Regions from separate parts of the Homo sapiens genome. Here regions 1 and 2 are each linked to region 3. A link is a loop called in an ENCODE intact Hi-C map of the cell type or tissue named here. Cell type or tissue: dorsolateral prefrontal cortex. All regions are shown on one strand. Links, peaks and the distances in the headings refer to the core of each region. The heading gives the core; the rest is flanking DNA. Region 1 overlaps CYTH1 (cytohesin 1). Region 2 overlaps USP36 (ubiquitin specific peptidase 36). Region 3 overlaps DNAH17 (dynein axonemal heavy chain 17).

What was found. Peaks named below come from ENCODE experiments on the same cell type or tissue, not always from the same donor. Only the 100,000 strongest peaks of a DNase experiment are listed, where the experiment ranks them.
Region 1: a loop joins it to region 3, with 4 times the contacts of the local background. A loop is called at or near these places in 39 of 110 quality-filtered maps.
Region 2: it touches region 3 in a loop (4-fold over the local background); 60 of 110 quality-filtered maps call a loop at or near these places.

Annotation. Positions count from the first base shown.
Region 1 is chr17:78,739,797-78,750,940 of GRCh38, reverse strand. The region is part of intron 1 of CYTH1 (cytohesin 1); the gene reads left to right. Among named protein-coding and RNA genes, the nearest start is that of CYTH1, 37 kb to the left of the region's middle. RefSeq lists enhancers at 1,838-1,907, 1,968-2,027, 10,998-11,144. In dorsolateral prefrontal cortex, for the core only: CTCF peaks have their summits at 5,192 and 5,393 (motif pointing right); no DNase peak of the experiment used is centred there; H3K27ac peaks cover 864 bases.
Region 2 is chr17:78,796,841-78,804,675 of GRCh38, reverse strand. USP36 (ubiquitin specific peptidase 36) reads left to right here. Exons shown (of 21, transcript NM_001385174.1): 16 at 698-1,291; 17 at 2,141-2,352; 18 at 4,908-5,009; 19 at 5,653-5,768; 20 at 6,125-6,276; 21 at 6,797-7,835. The coding sequence ends at 6,256. Among named protein-coding and RNA genes, the nearest start is that of CYTH1, 18 kb to the right of the region's middle. In dorsolateral prefrontal cortex, for the core only: a CTCF peak has its summit at 5,527 (motif pointing right); DNase peaks (open chromatin) are centred at 3,850, 5,538, 5,967 and 6,744; H3K27ac peaks cover 3,310 bases.
Region 3 is chr17:78,495,111-78,500,110 of GRCh38, reverse strand. It overlaps DNAH17 (dynein axonemal heavy chain 17), which reads left to right. Exons shown (of 81, transcript NM_173628.4): 37 at 999-1,103; 38 at 4,079-4,236. DNAH17-AS1 (DNAH17 antisense RNA 1) reads right to left here. Exons shown (of 6, transcript NR_102401.1): 5 at 3,075-3,255; 6 at 1-1,267. Among named protein-coding and RNA genes, the nearest start is that of DNAH17-AS1, 13 kb to the right of the region's middle. RefSeq lists enhancers at 1,624-2,172, 2,173-2,721. In dorsolateral prefrontal cortex, for the core only: CTCF peaks have their summits at 2,645 and 2,845; a DNase peak (open chromatin) is centred at 2,830; H3K4me3 peaks cover 915 bases; H3K27ac peaks cover 2,898 bases.

The DNA.
Region 1 (11,144 bases), core at 3,343-8,342, 250 kb before region 3:
AACAAGGTTATGTATTGTTCAGTTGACAAAAGTGTGACCAGAGGTCTGTAGGAACCTAACCTGTATTTCCCCTAGGAGCAACGGTTTAGTCTTTTCCAATTCAGTGTTAGCAATGACTATTTTTGTTTTTTTTTTTTTTGAGATGGAGTCTCGCTCTCTCGCCCAGTCTGGAGCGCATTGGTGTGATCTCGGCTCACTGCAACCTCCACCTCCCGGGTTCAAGCAATACTCCCTGCCTGTAGCTGTAGCTGGGATTACAGGCGCCCACCACCTCACCCATCTAATTTTTGTATTTTTCATAGAGATGGGGTTTCACCATGCTGGCCAGGCTGGTCTCGAACTCTGACCTCGTGATCCACCCGCCTAGGCCTCCCAAAGTGCTGGGATTACAGGCATGAGCCACTGTGCCCGGCAACAGCAACAACTTTTTAAACAATAACTACTTTGAATAGCAAGAATCAGCTATAGCTTAGCCCTCTTCCTACCCCTAAACTTCAGGCTGTGACATCCCAGTGCCACATTTGACATCTCCTGGGGGATACCTACAGGGTCTCTCACAGTTGGCATGGCCACAGCAGAGCCCCTGGTGCTGTGTCCCTCTTTATTCACCCCACCTGAGAAATAGCATATCCGCTCACATAGGTGTTCCCATCAAATGTTTTGAATGTTTTGATATCAGCCTTCCCTTTCTCTTGTTCTGCCTATCCAGTTCATTAGTAGTATGGTTTATTCTACTTCCAAAACGCATCTTGAAGTAATCTGTTTTTCTGCATCTCTGCTGCTGATGTGCTAGTGGAGGCCACTGAATTACTTGCCTGGATGCCACATGAGCTTCCCGTAGCTGATGCCACTCTGTGCACCCATATCTCATGTTCCCTTCCTTCTGGGCACGTGGAGAAGCATATTCTCACCCCCTGGCCATTGATTTGCTATCCTTTTCAGACCCAGAGGGAGCAGGCTAAGAAATATTTTGTGGAATAAGTATGTGGTATTATTTTAGGAGCACTTGGTATTTCTTTGGGTAATAGTAGTTTCTGCAATTTGAGGACTGCTTCTAAACCTGTTAGGAATATTTTTTGAACTGTAAGGGAATTTTTTTTTTAGGGCAGAGAAACATCTGAACAATGTATTAAGTAAAAGCTTGGAGAAAATCTTGGGAAAAAAACACTTCAAAAATAGATTGTTTTAGAGTTCTTTTTTTCTGAAACCACCTGCCTTCTAAAGCAAGATAATTAGATTTTAAACAATGGTTTCTGCTTAGTTAGGTTTTTTTTTATTTTTTTATTTTTATTTGTTATTATTATTTTTTTGAGACAGGGATCTCAATTTGTCACCCAGGCTGGAATATAATGGCATGATCATAGCTTACTGCAGCCTTGACCTGTGGGCTCAAGCAATCCTCCCACCTCAATCTCCTGAGTAGCTGGGACCACAGGCACACCCACCAAACTTGGCTAATTTTTAAATTTTTTTTTGTAGGGGGGATGGAGTCTCAATCTGTCACCCAGACTGGGGTGCAATGGCACAATCTCTGCTCACTGCAACCTCTGACTCCTGGGTTCAAGCAATTCTCCTGTCTCAGCCTCCCGAGTAGCTGGGATTACAGGTGCCTACCACCATGCCTGGCTAATTTTTATATTTTTAGTGGAGACGGGGTTTCGCCATGTTGACCAGGCTGGTCTTGAACTCCTGACCACAGGTGATCTGCCTGCCTTCGCCTCCCAAAGTGCTGGCTGGTCTCAGACTTTTGGGCTCAAGTGATCCTCCCACCTTGGCCTCCCAAAGTGCTGGGATTACAGGTCTGAGCCACTATGCCTGGCCTAGTTTGTTTTTAAATCAATAACAGGTATCAAGAAGTTTGGACTGGCTGACCTTGGTGGTCTTACTGCTGCCACCTTTGCTCTGCCTCACACAGTATGTGGGTGTGTTGGGCCCTTCTCGCAAGCTCCTCTGTCATGTGATGGTTCCGTCTTCAGGGCTGTGGCAGGACCGCGCTGGTTCAGTTTGCTCTGTGTCAGCTGAGTAAAGGATGGGTGGAGTACACCAATTTTGTAACTTGTAACATTTGGTCTTGTGGTTTTGCAAGGAAGGGGTGATATATAATTAGTAAGGCAGGAGAGCAAAGGAAACAGGAAGGGGATCTGCAGTGCTCCTGTATCAAAGTAGATCTCCAAAGCAACAAGGGACAAAAGCAAGCACACTCCTCCCGCCCACCCGTTTTTACTTACTCTTATTTGATCAGAGAACTTTGCTTTCATAAACATCCTTGAATTAAGGCTGGAATTTTTTGGTAAAAATTCCTAACTGAATTTGGTTTAGAAGTATACAGAAAACCCAATGAATTAATTGAATAATCTCCCTTACCCCCTTCTTCAGACAATTCTCCTGTATTCTCTCAAGTAATAAAAGTACTAGAAAGATCAATTGTATTTATCATTAAATGGCTGGTGCTTATAATTTATTCCTTGAATCCAGTTAAACAGTGAGCTTTCCTGATAACCTAGGCATTGTTGTCCCCTACAGTAACCTGGGCCTGTTGGATGTGTAAACATTTTCCTTTGACCCAGGACTGTGTTGAAACTATTTGTTAATCACACAGCAGGATGATCAATACTTACACCAGCTGACGGGACACCTGGCATGACTACTCAGTGATCCAGTAAAACCACGCCAAGCTGGTTCCATAGAGTTTTCATTTTTGATGATAGGACTCGTAGCTCTCAGAATCAGAGAATGTTTAGAGGTGAAACTTACCACAAATGTGGGTCAGCATCTTTAGTTTGTTTCCGGTGTGTGGGGTGCAGTGGCGGACAGTGAGAGAGCCATGTGATGGGAGGAGGCTGCAGAGCTGGACTTTGAATAATGGGTAGGGTTCAGAAAAGTAGAAAATATTGTGAAATTTATTTTATTTTGTTTTTTTGAATGAAGCAACAAAAACAGAGATTTATTGAAAATGAAAGTACACTCCACAGTGTGAGAGTGGACCCGAGCATAGGGGCTCAAGGGCCAAAAATACTGTGAAATTTATTTTAATCAAAGTGGAACATAGATATAGTTTTAAAGATCCTATACAACACAAAATTTTACGTGCTTATAGCAGCAGTTTTCATAAGAACCCCAAAGTGGAAACAACCAGATGCCATCAGCTCATGAGTGGGTAAAGAAGATGAAGTCTGTCCCTACAAGGGAAGATTCTTTAGTCATAAAAAGGAATGAAGTTCTGACACATGCTGCAACATGGCTGAACATAGAAAACATTGTGCCAGGTGAAAGAAACCAGTCACACAAGGCCATGTATTAGGCAAATCTGTAGAGGCAGAAAGTAGATTAGTGGTTGTCAGGGGTTTGGGGATGCGGGAATGGGGGTGACTCCTATGGGGTATGGGGTTTTCTTTTGGGGATGATGAAAATGTTCTAGAATTAGATAGTGGTGGTGGTTGCATAACTTTGTGAACATGCTAAAATCACTGAATAGTATTCTCTAAAAATGTCCTGCCTCTCCCAGACAGTGCCTCCTCCCCGCAGATGTTGACCTCTAGATCCTTCAAGATTGGGACCGCAGTGCAGTATTTGAGTCTCCCCAGATCTCTTCCTAAATACCAGAGAATGCTGCTGAGAGTGTGCATTTTCTTAAAAGTCACTCCCCTCGTTAGTATACCTGTGCCACTATCTTCCCACCCCTCCCAGGGACTTTTTCTATTCTTACTCTACGAGCCTGGCATACTCTGGGCCTTCAGAGCCTGATCCTTAGCATGCCATGTAGTTTTTTCTTTTTTTTTTTTTTTTTTTTTTTTTGGCGCTGCCATTACCTGTGTCCTCCAATGAACTCTTGTGTTTTGAAGAGGGAGATACTTTGTTTTCTTGACCTTTGTAGGTCTAGCTCTTGGCTAACATAGTGCTTGGCACAGTTCAACAGACATCATTTAGAATGAACACATGGTAAAGAGTCAAATCTTTTTTTAATAAATCAGTGTACACTTTTATTATTATTATTTTTGAGACAGAGTCTGACTCTGTCACGAAGACTGGAGTGCAGTGGGGTGATGACAGCTCACTGCAGCCTTGACCTCCTGAGCCCAGATGGTCATCACCTGCCTCGCCCTCTGAAGTAGCTGAGACTACAGGCACGCACCACCACAGCCAGCTAATTTTTTAGTTTTCTGTAGAGACGGAGTCTGTTTATGTTGTCTAGGCTAGTCTTGAACTCCTGGGCTCAAGTGATCCTCTCACCTCGGCCTTCCAAAGTGCTGAGATTATAGGCACGAGCCATCACACCTGGCCTTTCAAATTATTACTCTGATGAGTAAATCAATATGTGAAGAGCAGCTAGAAAATGGGAGAGTCGGCATTCTAAAAGTGTTAGGCTCTTTCAGATGGAAAGTAAGAGAATCTCAGGTTACCATGTAGTGATACTTTTACCCTAGGAAGACAGAGGAAGTAGGAAACTCGGTCGCCGCACTGTCACTGTGGGTCTTGGAGCTCGGGTCTCCTTGTGGGAAAGTGGCCTTTGTAATAAAATCTTGCAGGTGTTGCGTAATTTCATTAGTCTACATGGTGAGGAATAGAGGAGGTTCAGAGAAGAATATACATGTATTTTGTATACCTCAGAATTTTAGAAAAGAGAATCCTGAATATTTTTTTGGAGGAGTTGAGGAAGAAGTAACTGAGGTTTAAATTTTATCTTTGCAGTGATGCCTGTTCTGACCGTCTTATTTAAAACTTAACAATACCTGACCCCACCCCCTGCCACATACTTCTCTTTTCCCCATAGCACCCATCACTTTCTAGCATGTTACTTATTATTTATTGTGTATATAGTTTTTTGCCTATGTCTGCCTGTATAGTAGAAGCCTATTATCACTATCCCTCAAATTAGCCAGTGTGTGTGGACAAAGGGCAAACCAATGTTGATATTAACAAAGCCCTTTCAGGAAATCAGTACTGGTGAATATACACATAGGAACTGGCACATGCGCTGGGTAGAACATGAATTGCCTCTCCTCTCCCTATATATGTTCAAAAGGTAATGAAATTTTTTTTTCTTTTTTTTGAGACAGAGTCTCGCTCTGTTGGCAGGCTGGAGTGCAGTAGCACAATGTCGGCTCACTGCAACCTCTGCCTCCTGGATTGAAGCAATTCTCTTGCCTCAGCCTCCCGAGTAGCTGGGACTACAAGTGTGTGCCACCATGCCTGGCTAATTTTTGTATTTTCAGTAGAGACGGGGTTTCACCATGTTGGCCAAGATGGTCTAGATCTCTTGACCTTGTGATCCACCCGCCTCGGCCTCCCAAAGCGCCGGGATTACAGGGGTGAGCCACTGCGCCCAGCCAGGTAATGGAATTTTTTGGTGCAATTTCTATGTCAATCTTTTAACAATCTTTTCATGTAGCCAGCAGAGGGCAGCACAGATGGAATTTATGACATTCAGTATTTTTGACTTTATTTTAAAGGGCGTTTAAAACTACTGTAGCAACCACTTCTAGGAGTAGTGTGAAGTTTATTTCAATTTCAGGTTTCTTCTTATTCTTTCTCGCTTGTAAATTGTGCTGTTTCTGCTTTGTCTTTATGGAGGAGGTTATTTCTGTTTACCTTATCATCATGAATATGTCAAATTAATACTTTCCAAAGTCTTTTTGACATGTTTCCAGATGCCTCCGAGGGCTGTGGTGAGGTTGGCGATGGTGGGTCCTGAAGGGGCACTGTTCTTTTGCCTCCAGAAAGTAGCAATTACTTGAACCAGAGTTCTTCGAGGTCTTCCCAATGCTCCCAGGCTCCACGGTGCACAGGAGACTGCAGTCCTGGCTCAAGGGTCCTCTCTGAGCATCTGACCAATGCTCTTGACCCCCTTCTCAGAAAGAAAAATCCCCAAAATGTACATACTCAAAACCACACAGTTTTTCAGTTTTGTGGCAAGTTATGGAACTGGTCATGGATTTTCTTGATAGAAACTAAATAAGATCAGTCTTTGTGATGCATACCTCTCTTATTTTTTTTCTTGCAAGAGTTACTGGTCCTTAGGCAAAAATTGAAGTAAATGCAAATTGTGTACATAAAACAAAGGATATGGTTTAGGTTTTCTTTTTTTTTTTTTTTTTGACATCTAATCGGTTTTGAGTTTTTCTTTTGATAACAAAAGTGCTAAAAAGTCTGTGTCATGAAGGTATGTACTAGCAAATGTGATCAGAAATCCCATAGCTTGCTTTGCTAGGTACAAGGTAAGCCTATGTCAAGGAATGGCAAGTTCTTTGAATTCTTGTTGACACATTACATATATCCTTTGCCATCAACTCTTTTTTCCCCCAAGGTCTAATAGATGCATTTATGTCAATACACAAAAATAGTATACCTCTATGTTTTTTAGGTAACCAAAGTAGAAGGAACCTTTGAAAGAATTGTGCAGTGTGTCCAGGTGTCTGGATTTCTGCCTGCAGAGGCTGGACAAGTCTTTGTTATGCTCCACCCCACCTTGCAGATGTTCTTCGGGACTTTGGAGGACACTTGCGTGATTGTATGCCCTAAGCTGTCTCCCATTTGGCAGCTTGTTAGGAAAGGTCTAAGCTGCAGAGAGAGGATACCAGGAAGCAAAATGATTTACCCCCAAATTCCAGAAAGGCTGCAGGGTACCCAGCACCTCTGAGAATGGAGATAAGGAAACGAGGGTGGTTTGAAAGTGTTCATTGTTGGCAGTTAAGATTTCCAGGTCTCCTCTCCATCTCCTGCAGCAAGGCAGTTTCTCTTGCACTTCTGGTAAACATGAAGGTTTAATTTCTGAAGAAGGCTGTGAAGATACAGAGAGCGAGTGAAAATCTATATTTATTTTAAAAAATACCAACCAAGAAGCAGCACCGAAAAAGCCCGTATATTTAACTGTGAGATTCCCATCCTTTCTTCCTCAGTGTAGCCCCCACAAATACTGGTGGTCAGTTTTACACTCCACACAGCCCAGGTAGGGGATTGGAGAATACTTCTTTGGGTAACTAGTCTAAGCAAAAATAAGCTACCGAGCCCCACATGTGGGGTCTCTACACATTACTGCCTTATCATATTACATTGCCACACATCAATCTATAGGCCATGCCTACCACACGGCTTTTAACCAGGTTATTAGTGTGTCACTCTTAAATGAGAAGAAGTAGACTATGCTTGCTAGAGACTTAAGGAAAATCTTCAGTGTTAGCAAGCAAAAGAGCAAATAGTTTAAGGAAACAGGTCATGGGACATGTAGAAGAAAGCCTTAAAAAGTATATACTTAAGAGTCTCAGATATTAAATGAATGAAACAAGAATAGGCTGCTATCAAAAAGGACTATGGGTTGAGTATTTCTTATCTGAAATGCTTGGAACCAGACAAGTTCTAGATTTCAGTATTTTTTTGGATTTTGGAGTACCTGCATTGTACTTGCCAGAGCATCCCTAACCTGAAAACTGGAAATCCAAAATGCTCCAGTGAGCATTTCCTTTGAGTGTCATGTTGGCACTCACAACGTTTAGGATTTGGGCATGTTTCAGGGATTTGAGATTTGGGATTTGTGTTAGGTAGACAGCTTCAGAGGCCATGACACGGGAGCGAAGCTGGAAAGTAAGACTGCTGGCTGGAGACCAGTGTGGAGTCTGGTGTACTGTGGACGAGAACAGAGAAGGAGGGGCTGGTGAGTGGACGGAGATGATGGGAGAATTCTCTACCATCCCACCGCCCAGAGATAATGATTGTTAATGTGTTTAGTATATATTCTTCCTGGCTTATTTCTTTTTTCATTTTTATAGTCTATGCATTTTTGTTACATGATTTTTTCATTTAACAGTATAACATAGACATCTTTCTGTCTCTACAAAAATAGTTACGCAACATTTTCCAATTACTTTTTTTAAGTGCCAAGGAATACTTTTAAGTAACTCACAGGACAAATGCCCACACTAAATAAATACAACAGAAGCTCTGACACCACCACACCACAGAAGCGTAGACATTAAAATACTACATTATGTCTGTCTAGTTGGCGTGTGTTTTAAATGATAATCCACACTGTGCATTTAGCTGTGGCTAGGCTAGCACTTTATTTTTTATTTTACTTATTTATTTATTTATTGAGATGGAGTCTTGCTCTGTCTCCCAGGCTGGAGTGCAGTGGCACCATCTCAGCTCACTGCAACCTCTGCCTCCCAGGTTCAAGTGATTCTCCTGCCTCAGCCTCCCGAGTAGCTGGGATTACAGGTGCGCCCACCACCACGCCCAGCTAACGTTTGTATTTTTAGTAGAGACAGGGTTTCACCATGTCGGCTAGGCTGGCCTCAAACTCCTGACTTCAAGTGATCCACCCACCTTGTCCTCCCAAAGTGCTGGAATTACAGGCGTGAGCCAGCACACCCGGCCTATTTATTTTTGAGACAGGGTCTCACTCTTGCCTAGGCTGGAGTGCAACAGCACAATCATAGCTCACTGTGGCTTCAACCTTGCAGATTCAAGCGATCTTCCTGTCTCAGCCTCCCAAGTAGCTGGGACCACAGACATGTGCCACCACGCCCAGCTAATTTTTACATTTTTTGTAGAGACAGGGTCCCACCTTCTCTCCCAGGCTAGTCTCAAACTCCTGGGCTCAGTCAGTCCTCTCACCTCAGCCTCCTAAAGGCCTGGGATTATAGGCATGAGCCACTGGCCCAGCAGGGCAGCATGTTAGAAGACAGCTGGTAAATGAAAACAGTTATTTTGGAAATCAGTTTCATAGCAGTGTATAGTGAGCCTTAAAGTAGTTCGTATCTTTTGACCAGCTCTTAAGCCCACTTAGAGAAATTTAGCCTAAGGAACTAGTAGGAGCTGAGGAGGCAAAGGTTACAAGGATGTTGCAGCATTTTACAGGATATAAGGAAAGAAAAAGATTAATGCCCAACAGTAGAAGTGGTTAAGTAAGTTACAACATATACATAATGCAACCATTAAACATACCAGCTCCTTCAATTCCATTCCAACCTTAGGGTTCTTTCTAGCCTTCCCCCTTTTCATGTTTCCAAATTCCTTTTCCTGACAGTGGGAAACCTGGCCCCCAGGATCTGGCTTGAGGGTTGCACCCGACACCTTCCTTTTGCCTCCAGCTCTACTTCCTGTCCGGCTCCATCCTGCTGTCTGCCGGAGGCTGTCCTGGAGGGAGTGTGGTTCCTGGTTGGGTTTGACCAGGAGACGCAAGGGTGAGAGAAGAGTGAAGTCAAGGTGATTCTCTCCTGCTGGTAACTGAGGCTTGCTGAATCCTCTACTGACACTCTTGCCAGAGAGCTCCCATTTGCCACTTTTAGCAGCAGTATGATGCCCTCGCACCCCGTCTTGACTTAGCAGTGATGGGGGCTGCCCCTGTTGCTAGTCTGGGGGGCTTTATTACTCCTTGGTGTCCTCTCTAAACTCTGCCCTCACTTTTATAGGTGGTGCCTATCTTACCTTTCTGCACACTCCCACTCTAGGAATGTTTCTGTCTCTGGGATAATGATTGATATGGGTATTATGCTTTCAAAAAACAAACCTTCCCTAGAATATTATATAAATATTCACGTTTTTTTTTCTACTGTCATTTATTTAATTTTTTTGTAGAAATAGGATCTTGCTTTGTTGCCCAGGTTGGTCTTGAACTCCTGGCTTCAAGCAGTCCTCCCACCTTGGCCTCCCAAAGTGCTGGGATTACAGACATGAACCACAACTCCCAGCCTAGTTTTGAAACATTTTAGACCATTACATGCTTGTGTATTCCCACCTAATCTATTGCTGGAGGGGGTGAGGCTAAAATCTATTTAAGGGATTTATTAATTAAAAATATAAAATGTCTTGAATCAACAACACTTGCATCAAAATGGCCTAATGTGTGCTTTTTAATGTGAATGACGAACGAGTGTTTTCTTCTACTTTGTTGATTTATTGCTTTTCATAGGGCCTGTGCTAGCTCCTGTATGTTTCCGATATCATTTGTTCAGACACTGCTCTGAGGCCCTAGATTATTGTTCTGGTTTTGTAATGTGCCATTATTTTTTTAGTTATTTTAAAGTGTACTTTGAAACTTTTTAAAAGCTTCCATTTAAATAAATACGTAGTAATCTAACACTCTGTTTGGGATTGATGTTATAGATATGCCTCATGAGTTGGGTTATTATATGTTTTAGTTTCCCAGAGACAATCCCAGTTTATGCTGACTGCCTGATGTAATTATTAATAGTACCCATTTGCAATCTCAAAAATATCTCAATATGGATGATAAATTATATGGTCACTTATGAGTGAGTGAAACATACAATTTGGTGATGCAGTGGTTAAATGTCTATTTTAAGGAATTGGAGACATGAGATTCATTATTTCCTTTTTTAACAAACAGTGGTAATTGTTGTACTAGAGATGACAGTGTGGTGTTGAGCCAGGTATGCCTTGCCATGCTTCCAGCTTTAAGGGACGCTGCCTGGCCAGGAGCCTATGAGGTGGCCTGCTGTGCCCAATAGGGATGATGGCTATTAAACGAGCCAGTCAGAGTCCCTCTTTTGAGAATGTGAACTGGAAGTATAACAAGAATGAGGCATTGAATAGTGGGAGCAGAAGCTCAAAGTCAAAAGGTCTGGAGGAGCAGGGGACCTGTGAGGCCATGGGTGGGTGGAAGGAATGATGGGGCCTTTAAGGCAGAGGCTGTGGGGAGTGGAGATGGGGGACCTGGTTGGCAGCATATCAGAAGATAGCAGCTCCAGGCCTGGTGCAATGGCTCACGCCTGTAATCTCAGCACTTTGGGAGGCCAAGGTGGGTGGATCATTTGAGGTTAGGAGTTCGAGACCAGCCTGGCCAACATGGTGAAACCCCGCCTCTACTAAAAATACAAAAATTAGCTCAGCATGGTGGCAGGCACCTGTAATCCCAGCCACTCGGGAGGCTGAGGCAGGAGAATTGCTTGAACCCAGTAGGCAGAGGTTGCAGTGAGCCGAGATCGCGCCACTGCGCTTCAGCCTGGGCAACAGAGCGAGACTCAGTCTCAGAAAAAAAAAAGAAAAGATAGCAGCTCCATTCTTTCACTTGCCAGGCCAGAAAGCTCGGAGTCACCCTTGACTTCTCTCTTTTACACCTCACGTGGACTCCATTGGGACATCCTTGGCTGTACCCTGAAAGTAAATATAGCAAGAATATGGCCACT
Region 2 (7,835 bases), core at 2,836-7,835, 300 kb before region 3:
TTAAAATCACGTGTTGGCTTGCTTTTTTTTTTTTTTTTTTTTTTTTTTTTAAATCTCAGGGATCAGTTATTTTAAGTTCCAGGGTACATGTGCAGGATGTAAAGGTTTGTTACAGAGGTGCCATGGTGGTTTGCTGCACCTATCAACCCACCACCTAGGTAACTTTGTTTTTTTTTTTTTGTTTTTGTTTTTGTTTTTTTGGTTTTTTTTTTTTTTGAGACGGAGTCTTGCTTTGTCGCCCAGGCTGGAGTGCAGTGGCGCGATTCGGCTCACTGCAACCTCCACCTCCCAGGTTCAAGCGATTCTCCTGCCTCAGTCTCCTGACTAGCTGAGATTACAGGCGTGTGCCACCACGCCCGGCTAATTTTGTATTTTTAGTAGAGATGGGGTTTCACCATGTTGGCTAGGCTGGTCTCAAACTTCTGACCTCAGGTGATCCAGCCACCTTGGCTTCCCAAAGTGCTGGAATTATAGGCATGAGCCACTGTACCTGGCCAACTTTGCATTTAAATAGATGTTGAATTAATTGTTAGCTTTCTTTCAAACATACATGTAACTTAATGTGTATCTGAAAACTACAGGGTAAAAGCCTTTTCAGATTTTTAGGTGAAAGGGAGGGGAGTGAGGGTAGACAGAAGGAACAGCTCTGCTGGGTCTTTCAGAACATCCTCTCCCTGTTTCCTGGCTGTCCCCACAGGGCTGTGTCACCTGCTCCCCAATCATCCAGCCGCCTGCAACCCCCCTTCAGCCCCCACCCCACATTGCTGTCCAGTACCCCCAAGCCCCCAGGGACGTCAGAACCACGGAGCTGCTCCTCCATCTCGACGGCGCTGCCTCAGGTCAACGAGGACCTTGTGTCTCTTCCACACCAGTTGCCAGAGGCCAGTGAGCCCCCCCAGAGCCCCTCTGAGAAGAGGAAAAAGACCTTTGTGGGAGAGCCGCAGAGGCTGGGCTCAGAGACGCGCCTCCCACAGCACATCAGGGAGGCCACTGCGGCTCCCCACGGGAAGAGGAAGAGGAAGAAGAAGAAGCGCCCGGAGGACACAGCTGCCAGCGCCCTGCAGGAGGGGCAGACACAGAGACAGCCTGGGAGCCCCATGTACAGGAGGGAGGGCCAGGCACAGCTGCCCGCTGTCAGACGGCAGGAAGATGGCACACAGCCACAGGTGAATGGCCAGCAGGTGGGATGTGTTACGGACGGCCACCACGCGAGCAGCAGGAAGCGGAGGAGGAAAGGAGCAGAAGGTCTTGGTGAAGAAGGCGGCCTGCACCAGGACCCACTTCGGCACAGGTAAGGGCAGGAGCAAAGTGGCATCTGTCTACCTCTGACGAGAAACAAAGCAAAACCACAGAATCTACCCCCAAGTAGGTATGGTCTGGAAACGTAGTCTGCTTGCGTGGTTTTCTAAAATGTGGATTTGTGATCAGATGTCTCCTCTGGCTGGGTGTGGTGGCTCACACCTGTAATCCTAGCACTTTGGGAGGCTGAGGCGGGTGGATCACTTCAACCCAGGAGTTTGAGACCAGCCTAGGCAATATGGAAAAGCCCTTTCTCTACCAAAAACAAAAATTGGTTGGGCATGGTGGCATGCACCTATAGTCCCAGCTACTCAGGAGGCTGAGGTGGGAGGATGGTTTGAGCCCAGGAGGTGGAGGTTGCAGTGAGCTGAGATCGCGTCACTGCACTACAGCCTGGGTGACAGCTAAACCCTGTCTAAAAAAAAAGAAAAAAGAAAAAATATCTCCTCTGATAAATACCAGTGGATTGATCCTTGAAGCGACAGTGGTGTGGACAGTAGTGTCCATCATTGTATGTGCAGGGCCGTTCAAGGATGCTGGATCAGGTGTCCCGGGCCAGGCCAGGATCTGCCGTTTCATCAGGTCACAGTAGCCTGCACATTGGCGTCAACAGGCTTGGCTCAGTTAGGATGGGAAACGCGACTGGTTTTCCCTCTACTGTCTCCGTGGCTGCGTGTGGAGCGTCCGCTAATGCGTGTGGGGGGAAGAATGTTGCAGGGACCTGCGTGCACTGGGTCACAGCTGGGGTGGCACCTTCTCCATGTTGCAGGCGGGTGTCTGTGCGCTCCTGCTCCCCTTCCAATTTGCTCAGAGCTGACTGCTGCCTCTCACTTCCAAGCAGCTGCTCTCCCATGGGTGATGGTGATCCAGAGGCCATGGAAGAGTCTCCAAGGAAAAAGAAAAAGAAAAAAAGAAAGCAGGAGACACAGCGGGCAGTAGAAGAGGATGGGCATCTCAAATGCCCAAGGAGTGCCAAGCCCCAAGATGCTGTTGTCCCCGAGTCCAGCAGCTGCGCACCATCCGCGAATGGCTGGTGTCCTGGGGACCGCATGGGTATGCACCGGGCGAGGGGGTGGGAACCGCATGGGTGTGCACCGGGCGAGGGGTTGGGGGACCGCATGGGTGTGCACCGGGCGAGGGGTTGGGGGACCGCATGGGCGTGCACTGGGCGAGGGGTTGGACCGCGTGGGTGTGCACCGGGCGAGGGGGTGGGGGACCGCGTGGGTGTGCACCAGGCGAGGGGTTGGGGGACCGCGTGGGTGTGCACCGGGCAAGGGGGTGGGGGACCGCGTGGGTGTGCACCGGGTGAGGGGGTATTGGGGAGTGCACAGGCTGAGAGCAGCGTCTACTGCATCTGAGCTTGGGAGGGTCTGGGAGAAGATGTGGAGGGCCCTGGGACCCTACCAACCTTCACCCCCCACCCCCGAGTCTGCTCCCTTGGGTGATGGGGTTGAAGCTTCCTCATGTGTCACAGCATTTGACTGAAACAGCCCCATGAGAGAGGTTACAGTGCACATGAACTTTAAAACATTCTGTGAATGCCAGTGGGTCTTCCGATTCAAAGCTGTTCTGTCTACAGCTTCTCACGGAATGACTCCCTGAACTCCCAGCCTGAGTTTTTTTCTGTGATGGTTGAATTTAGAAGAGTTGGGTTCAAAAGTGAATCCTCCTCTCCCTCTATGTAGCTGGGCCATTCAGAACATAGCACGGTTTGCTTGCTGTTGGGGACCTGTGTGCTGTGGCTGTCCTTGGGCACCACCCCTCAATCGGAGGGTGTTTTGTTTTCTTTAGGGCTGGCTGGGGCATGCCTTGGCAGGCACCCGCCACAGAACACATTTGTTAAGTGAAGGGGAGAGAAAGTCCTGGCTGCTTGGTATAGGGGGCCGAGCTTGAGTGAGGCCTCCTCTGCAGTCTGGAAGGTCTGATTATGGCAGTGCATCTGGGGGTCAGCAGGACCTTAGAGACTGATTTGTATTTATCCAACTCTTAAGAAAGGAATTTATCGTTAAAAATGAAATGGTATGAAATAAATAGCAAAACGTGGGTGCTAGCTAGTGCCGACTGAGTTTGCTGGCCAGCATGCTCTCAGAAGTACTGCCCTGGCCGGGGGTGGTGGCTCACGCCTGTAATCCCAACACTTTGGGAGGCCGAGGCGGGCGGATCACAAGGTTAGGAGATCGAGACCATCCTGGCTGACACGGTGAAACCCCGTCTCTACTAAAAATACAAAAAGTTAGCCAGGCATGGTGGCGGGCGCCTCTAGTCCCAGCTACTCGGGAGGCTGAGGCAGGAGAATGGTGTGAACCCAGGAGGCGGAGCTTGCAGTGAGCCGAGATTGCGCCACTGCACTCCAGCCTGGGTGACAGAGTGAGACTCCGTCTCAAAAAAAAAAAAAAAAAAAAAAAAATACTGCCCTAACATGGCACCAGAGCTGTGCTCCGTGCCACCCTCGGAGCGAAGTGGAGTTGGCTTGTTAGTGCAAGGGACATCACTTGAGCACTTGCGGTGCGCCAGGGTCCATGCCAGGTGCTGGTTGTGTCTACTGAAGTGCGCCCTGGGCCCTCGGGGCTCCCTGGCAGAGCCAGAACCACACAGTAAGGGCTCATGCTCAGCAAGGAGGCGCTGGGGGCCGCATGGGCTCTTGCAGTCCTGTGCACCTGAGGAGAGTGGCTAAATGGGCAGGGCACCAGACCCAAGGGCAGGAGGCGCAGCACGTTGGGAGCAGGCAGGCTGCTCTGCATGGCCGGGTCCCTGGGCTGTGTGGATGAGATGGGAACCATGGAAGCCACTGTGTGGGGGCAGGGGACACTTAGCCTGGAGCTCACTGAGGAATTGGAGGCAGGGAGAAATGAGGTCAGATTTGTGTGAAGGGAGGTGAGTATATTCCAGGGGCTATGTGGCTAGCTGGGCAGAGGACGAGTTCAGAAAGGGTTTCTAGAACCCGATGAGGGTGGTGAGTGCTGTCCTGGTCCCGAGGTGCTGGGTGGACCTGTGCGGTGTTGCTGATGGGGACCAGGTTCCCCCTGGACAGGGCTTAGGAGGTCGGGCCCCTGATGGCAGCAGCCAAGCTTGGCCGTTCCCTCCACCCCTGTGGCCATCCAGGTGTCAGGCTGGTCCTGGGGCATGGGCCTCTCCCGTAGGTGAGGTGGATTCCATTTAGATCTAGTTCTCTTCTCTCCTTCTGTCAGACTGAGGACTTAACACTACTGGTTAAAGGGGTTTTGGAGGGTTTTTTTTTTTTTGGTTTTTAGCTTTTTGTTATTTTCCATGTTTTCTTTCTCATGAATTGACTTGGACAACAGCCTTCTCTATTGTGTCAGGTCATTAGTAAATTAAGCATGTAAGCATTAGTAAATAAGCATTTAGGCTGGGCGCCATGGCTCATGCCTGTAATCCCAGCACCTTGGGAGGCCAGTGGGAGTCCCAAGGAGTTTGAGACCAACCTAGGAAACATAGTGAGACCCTGTCTTTAAAAAAAAAAAAAAAAAAAAAAAAAAAAGGCAAGCATCCACTTACTGTAAGTTGTTTTATAATTTAAGGTGTGCGATTGCTTCCCCAGTGGGTTATTTTAAACGTCTGTAAATGTTTCTTGGCTGCTCCGATTGCAGGGCTGAGCCAGGCCCCTCCTGTGTCTTGGAATGGAGAGCGGGAGTCTGATGTGGTCCAGGAACTGCTCAAATACTCATCTGATAAAGCTTACGGGAGAAAAGGTACTGATTTGGAGACAGGACTTCTGTTTGCCTTTCATTGGTTGGTTTTGTAGGAGGGAAGGGTGTGGAATGGATCCTGGTGCACTGTGAGTGTGGCGGGCGGGCATCGCTCGGCTTTGAGAATGGGAAGAGGAATCTCAACACTGGCTGGAGTCCTCTTTAAACCCTCAGCCGTGGCACGAAGGTGGCTTCTGTCCGTGGCAGGATCCAGAACAGCTGCTTCTGAGGGTTGGGGCAGGGTGAGGAGCCCCACACATGCTGTGTCTTGGGTAGGGAAGGGGCAGAGTGACGAAGCTCTTCCAACCTGGGTAATGTCACTTCTTGCTCAGAGCATGTTTTTATTCAGACTTCGAGACCAAACATGACATCTTTGTTCCTCAGACGAGGGCATGGGTTTAGAAAGAACTGAACTCTTTGGCTGTGGTTTAGGGTTTAGCTAAGAGGGCATCGCTGGGGGTTCCATGCTGACCGACCACACATGGGCGTCGAGCCGTCCTCCTCTTGTCCTTCTCTTCACCACAAGGTGGCACTCAAAATTGTTGACTAATTATGAGTAGACTAGTTGGTAAATGACACTCTTGAAGTGAAGCCACAGGGGACCTGGGAACCTGCACTCGTGCTGACCCCCGTGTCTGCCTGGTAGTTCTGACCTGGGATGGCAAGATGTCGGCGGTCAGTCAGGATGCTATTGAAGACAGCAGACAGGCCCGGACTGAGACCGTGGTTGATGACTGGGACGAAGAGTTTGACCGAGGGAAGGTATGATGTGTGATGCTGACCACAGGCTTGAGGGAGCAGGGCGGCGTGGCTCAGCTCAGAGCCGGGGCAGTTGGAGGTGGCGGCAGTGGCATGAAGCGGCCGAGCATGAGAAGAGCCAGGCTGCCCAGGCCTGTCCGGGCGTGTGGCCATGGACAGGGCATGCATCCTCGCAGCTTCCGCCCCTTTGTCAATAGGGGGACTGCAGGTCGCCGTGCACAGGGGTCATTGTGAAGAGTGGGTCTCCAGAGAGCTCATGAGAGCCCGGCCTGTGTGCAGGACCTGCATGCAGCATGGAGCCCCGTGGGCCAGGAAAGAGCCGTTTTTGGGAACTGTGATGCCTGTGATTCTTGGTCTAGGAAAAGAAAATTAAAAAATTTAAGAGAGAGAAGAGGAGAAACTTCAACGCCTTCCAGAAACTTCAGACTCGACGGAACTTCTGGTCTGTGACTCACCCAGCAAAGGCTGCCAGCCTCAGCTATCGCCGCTGACTGTGCCCCTGTGGAAGGAGGTCGGTTCCGAGGGGGTGGGTGTAAGGGTGAGGTGGGGGTGTGTGTGCCGTGTATGTGTGTAGGGGTGTGGTGGGGTGTGGCGTGTGTGTATGATGTATGTGGGCTGTGTATCTGGCACATGTGTGTTGGGTGGTGTGTGTGGTGTGGGCGCGTCTGTGGTGTGTGTCCTAGTCACTTGGAGAAGGGTGTGTGTGGGATGCGTGTGTATAAGGGGGTGTGTGTGGGATGCGTGTGTATAAGGGGGTGTGTGTAGTGTGTGTTGGGTGTGGGGTGTGTACACCTGGCATCTGTGGCATGTGTTCTGGTCACTTGGAGAAGGGCATGTGTGGGGTGTGTGTGGGATGTGGGTTGTGTGTATATCTGGCATGTGTCCCAGTCACTTGCAGAAGGGTGACTTCTTGCCAGCCGCATCGAGATGCCATGCATTGGGTTCCTAGGTTGGACTCATACCCGAGGGTGGCAGTGGGAAGATTCGGGTCTCGTTTCTCTCTGTCAGGACTACCGTGGTTTGTTCTGCAGCCTCCTGGAGACAAGGCGTCCCTTCCCGGGAGCTGTCGGTCTGGATCTGAGGGAGCTCTCTGTGTGGGCTCTGCTGCGCTGGGAGCCTGTCACGGTAGGAGCTCTCCCGGTACCAGTGTCCACAGACCGCCCAACACAGAGGCTTTGAGGCTTCTCTAGATCGGAACCTCTTTGGTGACATTCCCGACCAGCCCTGCAAGAGAAACGACAGTGTGTGTGTGAGCAGAGGTGGCCGCACACCTGCTGGACATCTTTGCCAGGCTGTGCCTTCTCATGTTTCATAGACAGTGGTCTGTGCTGGCAGAGGCTGCTGCCCCTGGTTGGGGCTATCAGGAGAGTGGGGGATGGTGGCCACATGTCCCCCAGGTGGTCTCCCGGTGCATAGCTGGTGGCTCTGGGCAAGCCATCCCTTGCTTCTCGGGGCTGACGCCACCGTTGTGTCCGAGCCCGCCCTCCCCTGCTTCCTCAGCGGGACCCCTTCATCTGTTGGCCTTACCTGTCCTCAGAAAGGAAGAGGTGACCCCACCCAGCCACCTCTCCCTTTTATGGAACTCGAGAGGGTGGCCCTACTGTGCACCCCTTCCTTGTGAGTAGCTCTCAACTGTCCTGGAGAGCAGAGGCTATTTGGGGTCGGAGGAGCCCTCGATACCTGCGAATACATCTGCTTTCCAGGCTGCTGTTTATTCTGAGACGACTGTGCTGTAGCTTCCCTTGCAGCTGCAATAACCCGCAGGTCTTCACTGAGGTGGAGGCTTTGGGGTAGAATTCTCCATTTATTTTACTACTTAATACAAAACATTTATTTTTGACCAGTCCTGTGGCTTCCATTAGCAATATGTTTCCTTTCCCAAATATGCAAATAGTGGCTTTGTTTGCTCAATTTTGTGAGTGCTTTGGAATTTAAATGATTGTATAACTCAAGAAGATTACTTTTCTATGTTGCTCAAGCTGTGCCTGCCAACTTGTAACTTAATAAATACAGGAAATCCTCAGAGAAGGTGATATTTTCAGGAAAAAGACAAATGCCCTCATAGTAGTG
Region 3 (5,000 bases), core at 1-5,000:
GTGGACAGACGCAGCCCCAAATGTCCTGCCCCAGCCCCTGCCCTGGAGGTGACCCTCTCTCAATTTCAGTTGTTAAGATTGCCCCGAACTGGGGACTCCGCACAGGGGTGAGCACCTCCCTCATGGTTCAGCATGGGGTGGGGTACAAGCAGTGTCCAGGTGGGTTTGGGAGGGGAGCAGGGGATTGGCCCGGTCCCATCAGTCATTAGAGCCTGCACAGGACATCGTCGGCTCACAGGAGGCCAGGGAGGGGAAGGGGATACCTCGGAGCTCCAGGCTGCAGCAGCCTCTTGCAAGACGGGAAGGCAAGGGGGATGGAACCCTGAGTTTTGGACCCTAGGCCTGCAGAGGGTCTCCCCTCCCCAGCTTGGATCTGAGCCCCACAATCTGGGGGCCCCCTCCTGAGGCTGAGGATGGGACCAGCAGCCCATGTTCACTGTCAGGGCCACGCAGTCCACATCCGCCTCCTGGATTTTAGAAAAGTGAAATCTGAAGTTGGATCTCCCTGGAAGGGACTTAACATCCACCTGGAATCCCAGGTGTAGATGGGACGAGTCCTTCTGATTGGCCCAGGTGGGGCCTAGAGAGACACAGATGTCTTGAGGGAAAGCCTCCGGCCTGCTAGACGTGCCCCCATCCCGCCTTAGAGGACTCCCTCTCCTCTCCACGCAAGAAAGAAAAGGGCTGAGAAAACATGCAAGGTTTAGAACTTAAATGTGCTTGTCTGAGCCCCTTATTAGGGACTCCAGGAAGTCCCCATCCTGGGGTCTGGGAGGCAAGGGTGAAAGGATGGCTCTTCCTCGTGTCCAGCCCTCCACGGTGTTACCCTGGGCAGTAAGCTGACCTGCCTGCTGGCCTGCGGAAGGCTCCAATGCACCGGGGCCTGAGCAAGCTTTGGGAAGAGAAAACACAGCCGAAGAGGCAGGGGGAGGCCCCTGCAGCGCCCGCCCTCCCTGTCACCCTCCCAGCTCTTCCTTTCTCCATCTCGCCCTTTCCAGTCCTGTGGAAATATCTACAAGGGCCTGGCCCAGACGGGAGCCTGGGGCTGCTTTGACGAGTTTAATCGCATCTCAGTGGAAGTCTTGTCTGTGATTGCCGTGCAGGTAAAGTCCCCTGCCTGCGGCCTCGGGGTCACGTCGGGTGACTGGCTCGTCAGCTTTCCTGTGACCTCACACGCCAGATAGACCCTCCTTGCCTCTCTGCAACGTTCCAAGCACCGAAGGGTGGTGTGGTGCCATTGAGCTCTTGCCCTCCAGGGTCCCAAAGCCTGGTTAGGCAAACACATTGAAAACAGAATCAGATTACAGGTTACATGTATGGTAGCAAACGTGTAACAAAATACAGGTGGGAGAATAATTAATTTTGCTTAGGAAAGAAAGACAAAGTGCTTTGTTATTGGTATCAGCGGAGCTGGGCATAGGAGGTGCTGAAAGGGAATGGCAGGAAAGAAAGAAAGGAGGGGGAGAGGGAGGAAGAGGAGGAGGGAGGAAATGCGCCCGTGTGTTTTGGGAACAACCATGCCGGGGCACAGAGCGTGCAGCGGAGTGGCTGGGGCGACCTGGGTGCAGGGACTTCGGATTGGGGAGCAGCCTGGGCCAGCGCCCCACCCCCACTGATGCTTGTTAAAATCTCCAGCGTGGGCCCCACTTGTTAGGAGGAGCATTTCTGCATTTTAAACAAATGCCTCAGGTGATCCTGACGCATGCTGGGGGTTGAGAAGCACTGGGCTGTCTAAGGTAAGTGGAGGCCGACCTAGCGGCCTGGGACAATTGTGCTCTTCCAAAAGGAAATGCAAGTCAGGGCGTTGGCGGTGTCAAGGTCCTCCCACCACAGGATAGACCAGGAGCATGTGGGGTGTGGACGTGCAAATGCCTCCTGGGCTGCTTAAGCCCCACAACCTGGGTGGAGAGCCTGCTTTATTTATTTATTTATTTATTTATTTATTTATTTATTTATGTTTTGTTTTTTTGAGACGGAGTTTTACTCTTGTTGCCCAGGCTGGAGTGCAATGGCACAGTCTCGGTTCACTGAACCTCCGCCTCCCGGGTTTAAGCAATTCTCCTGCCTCAGCCTCCCGAGTAGCTGGGATTGCAGGCGTGCACCACCACGCCCGGCTAATTTTGTATTTTTAGTAGAGATGGGGTTTCTCCGTGTTGGTCAGGTTGGTCTTGAACTCCTGACCTCAGGTGATCCACCCACCTCGGCCTCCCAAACTGCTGGGATTACAGGCGTGAGCCGTTGTGCCCGGCTGAGAGCCTGCTTTATACACCAACTTAACCCCTGACTCTCGGCTTGGCAGTGATGTGGACTCCCTCTGCCTCCACCTTCTAACCTGTAAGGCGGTGTTGGTGACACAGGTCTGCCAGCAGGATTAGAGGTGCCTGGGGTGGCTGCTTCCTCCTCTCCTTATGCTCCCTCTGCCTCAGTCATTCCCCAGCCCCAGGGCTGGAGGCCCCATGACCAAGAGAATGGGGACCCCAAACCATGGGCAGTGCTGGCTGTTACCGTGGGGACCCTCTCCCTTGCCCCCAGCACAGGAGCAGAGCTGCTGAGCACCTCCGACGTCCATGAACAAACCCCAGAATATTTATATAGCCCCTACTCTGGGCACTGAATGTTCACGGGCTCCAATGGAGACCACAGGAGAGGCTTGGCCTAGCTGGAAGCGGTGCTGTTCCGAAAGGCCCCAGTCCTGCCAGGGGACAAGCTGCACGCTCAGCAGACTGGGCATGGGGGTGTCTGGGATCACCAGGGCACCAGGACTTGGCTGTCCTGGGGAAGACAGGGAAAGGCAGGTGCTGGGAGCAGCTTTACCGCGAGTATTGGGCCCCCTCAAGTGGTGACTTGGAGAGACACAGCTGTCTTCTGCAGGTTTCCAGAGGAGACCTCAAGCAGGCAACGGCCCCTGATGCTCTAGGTTTAACCTCGTAGCTGACAGTTGGCCTTCAAGACTGTCTGATACGGAGGTGGCCGCTAACCAGTCCTCTGACAGGTCATTGCCAGAGTAGTAACAGGACAGAAAAGGGCTGGGAGTGGAACCCAACTCAGCAGGGACAAGGTGTTGAAATACTTACTGGTTCCTGCAACAGCCTGGGTGCATCTCCAGAGAATTCTGCTGAGTGATAAAAGTCCATCTGGGGGCCGGGCGTGGTGGCTCACGCCTGTAATCCCAGTACTTTGGGAGGCCGAGGCGGGCGGATCACGAGGTCAGGAGATCGAGACCATCCTTGCTAGCATGGTGAAACCCTGTCTCTACTAAAAAATACAAAAAATTAGCCGGGCGTGGTGGCGGGCGCCTGTAGTCCCAGCTACTCGGGAGGCTGAGGCAGGAGAATGGGGCGAACCCAGGAGGTGGAGGTTGTAGTGAGCCGAGACCACACCACTGCACTCCAGCCTGGGCAACAGAGTGACACTCAGTCTTAAAAAAAAAAAAAAAAAAAAAAAGTCCATCTGGGAAGATCGTGTATGATACAATTCCACTTATATAACATCCATGAAATGACCAAATCACAGAAAAAAAGGACATGGTTGCCAGGGGTCAAACGGAGGGAAGGGGGCAAGAGGGAAGGGGTGTGGCTATAAGAGGGCTGTCACCCCATGGTGACAGCAATGCTGGCCTCAGTGTCGCGCCCACCCTCCCCCCGCCCACCACCCCCGCTGTGACTGGTACTGTTATTAGGCAAGATGTTCCCATCAGGCTACATGGGGCAGAGAGTACACAGAATTGCCTTTGTATTTTTTTTTCTTCCCCCCAATCACTGTCTTTTGTATTTTTTATTGAGACAGGGTCTTGCTATGTTGCCTAGGCTGGGCTCAAATCATCCTCCAGCCTCAGCCTCCCAAAGTGCTGGGATTACAGGTGTGAGCCACTGTGCCTGGCCCTCTGTATTATTTCCTACATGGCATGCAAATCTACAACTTTCTCAAAAATAAAAGGCTTAATTTAAAAAATAAACTAGGAGGTTTGAATTTGCAGGCGCAAATTCGCAGCCTCATGCTTTAACATATGTGAAGGCCTCTCTGGTGTGTGGAAGCTGGCCATTTCCATGCTAACATGTCTGTGTCACCAACCGTGCAGGTAAAATGTGTCCAGGATGCAATTCGGGCCAAGAAAAAAGCATTCAATTTCCTGGGAGAGATCATAGGCCTCATTCCCACCGTCGGTATCTTCATCACCATGAACCCTGGGTACGCCGGACGCGCGGAGCTGCCTGAGAACCTAAAAGCCTTATTCAGGTACGTGGCCCAGGTGAAAGTGAGTGGCTGCAGTGAGCCAGGCCGGCCACAGCAACGTCCCAGTGCCAAGGAGTGGGCAGAGGGGAGGGGCAGAGGGCAAGCTGGGGAGGGAAGAAGTCATCAAAAGCTCCCAAGATGGCCGGGCACAGTAACTCACTTCTGTAATGTCAGCACTTTGGGCGGCTGAGGAGGGTGGATCACCTGAGGTCAGGAGTTCAAGACCAGCCCGGTCAAGATGGTGAAACCCCGTCCCTACTAAAAATACAAAAATTAGCTCGGTGTGGTGGTGCATGCCTGTAATCACAGCTACTCAGGAGGCTGAGGCAGGAGAATCGCTTGAACCTGGGAGGCGGAGGTTGCAGTGAGCCGGGATGGCACCATTGCACTCCAGCCTGGGCAACAAGAACAAAACTCTGTCTCAAAAAAAAAAAAAAAAACACTCCCAGGATGAGGCAGGCGAGGGCCTCCTTAGAAAGCACTCTGTCTTCCCCTGGGTGGGAGGACCGCACCTGGGACACAGTGATGGAAAGCAGGGTTGGGGGGTTGGGGTGGCTCTCAGAGGAGGGGCCCTGAAGGTGCACCCAGTGGATGATGTGGGAGGAGGAGGGAAGTAGGGAGCAGGCGGGCTGGGAGCCCGGCTCCAGGACCGAAGGTTCAACACTCTGCTGTGGTCTACCTGGCAGTCGAGGTGTGCTCTCCTAGGTGAAGAGGGACAGGCAGGGGTGTAGGTTGGGGAGGGAGTGGGCAGAAGCCCACAGGCACCG